Linked DNA regions of Homo sapiens: region 2 is linked to region 1. The links are chromatin loops, found by intact Hi-C in ENCODE. Cell type or tissue: PC-3. All regions are shown on one strand.

Evidence for each region. Peaks named below come from ENCODE experiments on the same cell type or tissue, not always from the same donor. Only the 100,000 strongest peaks of a DNase experiment are listed, where the experiment ranks them.
Region 2: it touches region 1 in a loop (5-fold over the local background); 1 of 110 quality-filtered maps calls a loop at or near these places.

Annotation. Positions count from the first base shown.
Region 1 is chr12:90,089,842-90,093,841 of GRCh38, reverse strand. All of the region lies in intron 10 of LOC105369890 (a long non-coding RNA gene), which reads right to left. Among named protein-coding and RNA genes, the nearest start is that of LINC02399, 140 kb to the right of the region's middle. RefSeq lists an enhancer at 2,161-2,763. In PC-3, no CTCF peak of the experiment used is centred here; DNase peaks (open chromatin) are centred at 2,391 and 2,751; H3K4me3 peaks cover 1,160 bases; H3K27ac peaks cover 2,240 bases.
Region 2 is chr12:89,773,735-89,777,734 of GRCh38, reverse strand. All of the region lies in intron 2 of LOC107984543 (a long non-coding RNA gene), which reads right to left. Among named protein-coding and RNA genes, the nearest start is that of ATP2B1-AS1, 67 kb to the right of the region's middle. In PC-3, no CTCF peak of the experiment used is centred here; a DNase peak (open chromatin) is centred at 2,184; H3K27ac peaks cover 1,762 bases.

The DNA of each region.
Region 1 (4,000 bases):
AGATATATATTTTATATATATAATATATATCTTATATAATATTAAACAGTTTAGCCATTTGTCTTTATATATAATATATATAAATTATATATATTATATATATAAATGTATATATTTATATATATAAATTATATATATTAATGTATATATTTATATATATAAATTATATATATTATATGTAAATGTATATCTTTATATATAAATTATATATTATATATAAATGTATACATATATATTACATATAATTTATATATAATATATAAATTATATATATATTTCTATATATAATTTATATATATCATTTCTATATATAATTTATATATATAATATATATTATTTAAATTATATTATATATAACAATATATATAATAATATAATATATATAAATTATATAATATATATAAATATATAAAATAATATATACAAATTATATATTTTATATATATAATTATATATATACAAATTAATATATAAATTATATATATTTATATATAATTTTTATATATATTTATATACAAATATATATAATTATATATATATTTAATATACATAAATATATATAAATTATATATATATTTAATATAATTATATAAATTATATACATAATTTATAAATATATATAAATTAGATATATCTAATTTATATAAATATATGAATTATATATATCTAATTTATATATATGAATTATATATATCTAATTTATATATATGAAGTATATATATAATTTATATAAATATGTATATTATATATATAATTTACATAAACATGTAAATTATATATAATTTACATAAACATGTAAATTATATATATAATTTACATAAACATGTAAATTATATATATAATTTACATAAACATGTAAATTATATATATAATTTACATAAATATGTAAATTATATATATATAATTTCTATAAATATATAAATTATATATATAAAAAGACAAATGGCTAAACTGTTTAATATTATATGTATTAAATATTATATACATATATTATATACATATTATATATAAAATTTATATTTATATTATATATAATATAAATATATATTATATATACATATTATATATGTTATGTATTATATATAACATGCATATATAATATATAATTATATATATAAGATTATATTACATATTATATAAATAATTATATACAATTATATATTTATATAATTGTATATAATATAAATATATATTATAAATATATATTTATATTATATATTAATATTATATATTTATATTATATATTAATATTATATATATTATATATGATATATAATATTTATTATATATCATATATAATATATAATCTATCATCTATCATATATCATATATATGATATATATCATATATAACATATATGATATATAATATAATATATGTTATATATAATATATTTATATATAAAGACAAATGGCTAAACAGTTTAATATTTTATATATAATATATACTATATATTATATATTTATATAGTTTTTATATATTATATACAACATATATAATATATAATGTATATTTTATATATTATATACAACATATATAACATATAATATATATTTTATATATAATATATATTTAAAGACAAACGGCTAAACTGTTTATTATATATAATTGTAATATATATTATATAATAATTATATATTTTTATATATTACATATATTATTATATAATAATTATATATTTTTATATATTATATATATTATTATATCATGTATAAATTATAATATATATATTTTTGAAACAGGGTCTCACGCTGTTGCCCAGGCTAGAGTGTGCTGGTGCCTTCCCAGCTCACTGCAGCCTTGACTTCCTGGGCTCAGGCAGTCCTCCCACCTATGCCTCCTGAGTAACTGAGAGCACAGGCCATTTTCATAATTACCTTCATTTTAGACTTAGGTTACTAGTCAGCTTAATTTATGCCATCACTACGTGAAGCCATGAAAATGTGTTATATTCTATTCTATTCCTCAGATGAAATTTTGGTGTCAAAAATGTTGACATTACGCATTCATTTGCTCCTTTAAAGAGGTTAAATACAAAGCCATTCTCTTTTACTTAATACAGGTACATATCCTAGAGTCTCCTTAGACAGGAAATAATTAAGCCCACTTGTCATCCTTACCAAATTAGTGCCCAGGAAAAGAAGAAATCCCAGGAGAGGATTAGTGCGAATTTAAATCAGATATACAGCTAATCCAGCACCCAAGCTAGGGTTTGCATTTCAATCAATCAAAGCACAGGGACTTGCATTTTGACACCAAATGCAGAAAGTCAGAGAGCTATGGTTAGGTCTTGGAAGGCTGCTGATATGGAAATGTCTCCTGTGAGTCATTCCACTCTGTGGTTTAAAGAAATTGAGGACTTTTCCCAAGGTGCTAAAGGATGTGGAAGTCATTCTCCCACCCACTGGGTGTGGGTGCAATCACCGATGCATCACTGGGTGTGGCTGGGTTATGATGCAACATAAAGTCCTAGCAGTGCAGTTGCTTGGAGTGGGCAAAATTCAGCCTCACTTCAGGATAACAGCATTCAGTAGTGGCTTTCTCCACCTCCCAAGAGCAGAAATAAAAGAGATTGTTAAAACGCAGAAAGCGGGAATGAACAATTTTCTCCCCCTTTTGTTTAAGGAGGGGTCTAGAAGACAGATGTAAGTGAAATGAATTATAAGTCTCAACCTCCTTCACTCTTATCTGGAGTGAATAGACTGCTTTGTCATACAGCTGCCTAAGGCTAATCCTCCACACTCCCACAATCTTCTCAGTCTACTGCCTGAGTACCTTTGAAGCCAGGATTTAAAATCCTATAAATAGAAACAGGATTACTGGTTGCAGACTGCTGAAAAACTTTAAATGCTTCCTGGAAAGTGCAAGGAAGGATGTACAATGGCATGAGAAGAGGTGAATGGGGAGGAGAAATGTAAATTTTTAAGAGAAATAGTAAACTCTAACTTAACACAGTATTTCAATAAATCTGACTTTTCTTTTTGTGACCCTAAGAGATTTTTTTGATTTTCATAATTAGAAATTGCATCCAGGCAAGGCGTAGTGGCTCACGCTTGTAATCTCAGCACTTTGGGAAGCCAAGTTGGGAGGATTGCTTGAGGCCAGCAGTTTAAGACCAGCCTGGACAACAGAGTGAGGCCCTGTCTCTATGAAAAAAAAAAAAAAAACACGACATATTTTAGTTAGCTAGGTATGGTGACACGCACATCAAGTTACAGTTACTCAGGAAGCTGAGGTGGGTAGATCACTGGAGCCCAGGAGTTTGAGGCTGCAGTACGCTATGATTTTACCACTGCACTCCAGCCTGGGTGACAGGGTGAGACTGCTTGTCAAAAGAAAGGAAAGAAAGGGAAGGGTGGGGGGGGGAGAGAGAGAGAGAGAGGGAGAGAGAGAGAGAGGAAGAAAGAGAAAGAAAGAAATTAAAAGGAAGGAAGAGAAAGAAAGAAAGAAAGAAAGAAAGAAAGAAAGAAAGAAAGAAAGAAAGAAAGAAAGAAAGAAAGAAAGAAAAGAAAGAAAGGGAAGGAAGGAAGGAAGAGAAAGAAAGGAAGGAAGGAAGGAAGGAAGGAAGGAAGGAAGGAAGGGAAAAGAAAAAAAAAGAAAACAAAAAGAAAGAGAGGAAAAGAGAAGAGAAAAGAGGCCGGGTGCAGTGGCTCACGCCTGTAATCCCAGCACTTTGGGAGGCCGAGGCAGGTGGATCATGTGGTCAGGAGATCGAGACCATCCTGGCTAACACGATGAAACCCCGTCTCTACTAAAAATACCAAAAATTAACCGGGCGTGGGGGCAGGCACCTGTAGTCCCAGCTACTGGGGAGGCTGAGGCAGGAGAATGGCATGAACCTGGGAGGTGTAGTTTGCAGTGAGTGGAGATCCCACGACTGCACTGCAGCCTGGGCAACAGAGAGAGACTCCATCCCAAAAAAATAAAAATAAAAATAAAAGAGAGAGAGACAGAAAGAAAAGAAATTGCATCCAGTTACCTTGAGTTTTTACTTAGAAAA
Region 2 (4,000 bases), 320 kb after region 1:
CACCCAGCGTTGGAGTAAAGGAAAAGATAATCCAACCCCATAGAGAGGGACTAGAAGGGTAGAGGCCATGCAAATGAGATAAGCAAGGTGAAGCCCTGTATTAGGGATGGCACTAGGACATTAAGAAAGAAACCAAAGACTGATATGTGTTCAATGCAAAAGACAAAGGTGATCCTGGAGATTAGAGCGACCTGTATGTTGATGGTGTTATTGACTAAGAAAGCTAATCTGTCTGACTGTTGAGCATGTATTTGAGAGTCAACAGGGGTGCAATTAATAATATTTGTAAAATGGCTTTGTAAAATACCTTTGATAAAATATTTGTAAAGTGACTTTGATAATAATTGTAAAATGCTTTACTGAAAGCAGGCTATGTCCTAATTCAGGATAGTTTCTTTCAGTTGGAGACAAAAGAATGATTTATAAATGATTCATTTGAATCCTTCATAAAATGTCTTACTTCCCACTGTATCTTTAAAATACAATCCTAGGGCATATGTCCAGAGTTTTAAAATTTGAAAATTGCAATTGTTTGGACACTGTAGAAACAAGACCAAGGATCCAGGCACCCTGGAAAGAACTGTATTCCCAAGGATTCCTTACAAAGGAAAGATGGGACTCCATCTCCTGCCTTTCTCTTACACTTGTCTTAGAAACCCTCAGTCTAAAACTTCTTTATTCCTGTTGGGATCTCCAAGCAACTGACAGTCGCTATCACTTTCGTATTGTCTCCTTACCTATATCACTACACTTCTCTCCTTACAAAAATTACTTGTTTAAATATACCCTCAACTCCCTTGCCCTACTCCTCCTCATCTGATCATTGACTTCAAGAATTAATATGCTCAGGCCTTATGGATATGGGGCCTCTGCACTTATCATCCTACATTTCTGGGGAGCCCTTATTATAATCACCATCGAAAGGAGTTTTAACATTGTGAAAATTGAGCCTCAAAGAAACTGAGTAAGGTCACACGTGGATGGCAGCATATGGATTCAAATCTAGTTCTTCTGGTACAAATTTAATGTTTGTAAAAGGGCCTGATTCTTCTCAAAATATGCAGGTAGAAAAAGAAAAGGACCTACTATAGAATGTCCTTACAAGAAATAAAAGAAGGAAAAGGAACAAGATAGGAAAGGATACCACTATCTTTAAAGAGTAAATATACAGAGAAAATAAAAATAATTTTAAGGTAAAATAATAAAGTATAAGCTAGATAAATAAATGCTAAAAAGATATAAAGGCAAGAGGTACTCAGAGTGACATAAGATTGTTTTTAATCTATTATGTGTTAACACAGAATCCAAAAATTATATCGTATTCTGCTATACCATTAGGAGTATTTCCTGAGGTTCAAAAATTAAAATAAATGATAAAATGTTTTAAATCTGGAAATTTAATAGTTTCCATATATTTAGAAATTGGGTTTGATCATGTTTTCTTCTAGGAGTGCCAAATGCTGTGTTTTCCCTCTCTACTTCAGTAAACAGGTCGTTTCTTAGTGCTTACCTCAGGGTACAACCATCATTATCTCACAGCTTAGTCTGAAGTTCAACAACTGAAACTCAGGGAATCGTCCACATAAATGAATGTTTAGCTCGTACAGCACTACAGAAAACAAAGTGCTTCTTTCTAATGGATGAATCATAACATAATGTGGACCTTCTCAAAAAAGAGCTTGACTCCTTTTTAATGTGCAGTTCTCTAATAATTTCATAAGCACTAAAGATTTCAGTCAATTTGGATTTTGGAGAATAAATAATTCACAATACAGTTCTTCACTGGAATGTGACTCTATTTCAGTGGTCCTCCTTCTTGACCAGGCATCAGAATCACTTGTAACGCTTTACAAAAACACTTGCTGAATCAGAACCTCTGAAGGTGCAGCCTGGGCTTATTTGTCTGAAAAAAGACTGCAAATAATTGTAATGCACAAGCAAGACTGAGAATTCAGATGTAAGGAATCCATAAATAGTTCTTTGATGAGATTTCCCTGAGGAGAGTTAGTTAGAATATTGCCATACAGACTTAAAAAAAAATTCAGCGTTCTTGATAAGGAGAACTTGACACTAAGAAGAGCTACCTCAATTTTATTGCTCCACAAAACAGCTGTCATTCCACAATCTGTACACCTCCAGGCTATCCCACTTTCAGCAGCTGCAATAAATTCCAAGCATATTTCCAATGCAAACTGACCCAGCCTTTGAATCCAAATGTCTTCAACCCTCTCCTAAAGTTTAACCATAAATGTTCACTTCGGTTCAACTTTCCATTTGTCTTATATTAGTCAGCTGGTATGGTTTAAACATTTATAGATAGAAAAGCTCAGATATGGTCCAAGTTTTATCGTAATCAAATGTTAACTGGGTTGTGCATGCTACCTAGTATTTGACTACTGTGGACATTTAAGAGTAATTACTGTCAATGAATCTTGGCTTTTTTTTTTCCTTTAGAAAACGATTACTAGACACTGTGCTATGTTCTGGGACACAACCACACCCTTAATTTGCTAATATTCTAATAGAAAAGCATTTGCTTGACAACTGTTTATTGAATGGATGCAAAGATGCATAAGATATAATCTCTGCATTCTGAGACATTACCGTCTATGTGAAGAGGCAGATTTTTGAACAAAAATTTCCTCTACAATTTGGTGTCATGAAAAACTAGAGTCATTAAAAAATAATTACAAAGGAAAATAAATATATATGAGGAAAGTCAGTGTAGGCCTTACAGAGAAAGTGGCATCTAAACTGGAAGAATGAATGGAAAGAATATTACAAACAGAAATATGCAAATCTCATAAACAAGCAAACCATAACACATTCAGGGAAAAGTGAGAACTATGTGGAATATTTAGCACAAGGCTCACTGACTCTCTCTGTTACCACCCTTGTCATCATTCTTAATAATTTCAACAGACCAGTAGATATCTGTCTAATTGCCTGGGCCTCTAGGCTTTCCATTTCCAACAACCATTTCCTTAATTATTCCAAGCTCCCACTCCTACCATTCTATCCTTGTCATTACAATAACTGCGTACACCTCTGAAATCTCAAGTTTAAGTTTTTCAAGCATTGTTTCCTGAAATACCACCTCCTACCATTCCTGTACACTTGCCTTAGGAACCCTCCCTCTAAAACTTCTTCATTCCTGTTGAGATCTCCTAGCAATTAACAATCCCTAGCACTTCTTCATTGTCTCCTTACTTGCATCACCTCACTTCCCTCCTTACACCAATTACCCACTTACAAATACCCTCAACTCCCTCATGCTACTCCTCATTTGATCAAAGCCCTGACTAAACTCAACTCTCTACCTATTCCATGCCCAAACACTGTCAATTGAACATAACTGGAGAAAAACTCCAAAACATGCCAACTAATCCTACTTTACTTTTATGACCACTGATGTCAGAAGAAATCATTCTCTTCCCAGAGCCTTAGCTATTGTTCTTCCTTTTGCTTAGACTGGTTTCCCCTCAGATATTCACATGGCTTGCTACCTTGACTTATTCAAGTCTTTGCTAACGTGTCACCTTTTTTCATTTTTTCATTTTTTTTTTGAGACGGAGTCTTGCTCTGTCGCCCAGGCTGGAGTGCAGTGGCGTGATCTCGGCTCACTGCAGGCTACACCTCCCAGGTTCACGCCATTCTCCTGCCTCAGCCTCCGGAGTAGCTGGGACTAGAGGTGCCCGCCACCACGCCTGGCTAATTTTTTGTATTTTTAGTAGAGATGGGGTTTCACCATGTTAGTCAGCATGGTCTCAATCTCCTGACCTCGTGATCAGCCGGCCTCGGCCTCCCAAAGTGCTGGGATTACAGGCGTGAGCCACTGTGCCTGGCCAATGTGTCACCTTTTTAAAGAGGACTTCCCAGGACTATCTTGTCTAATGGAGCCCCATCTACCCTAGCCTGTCTCTCTCTACCCATTAACTCTGCTTTATTTTTCTTTATACAACTTATCATGAAACTTTGTTTATCTTTGTCACCTCCACTA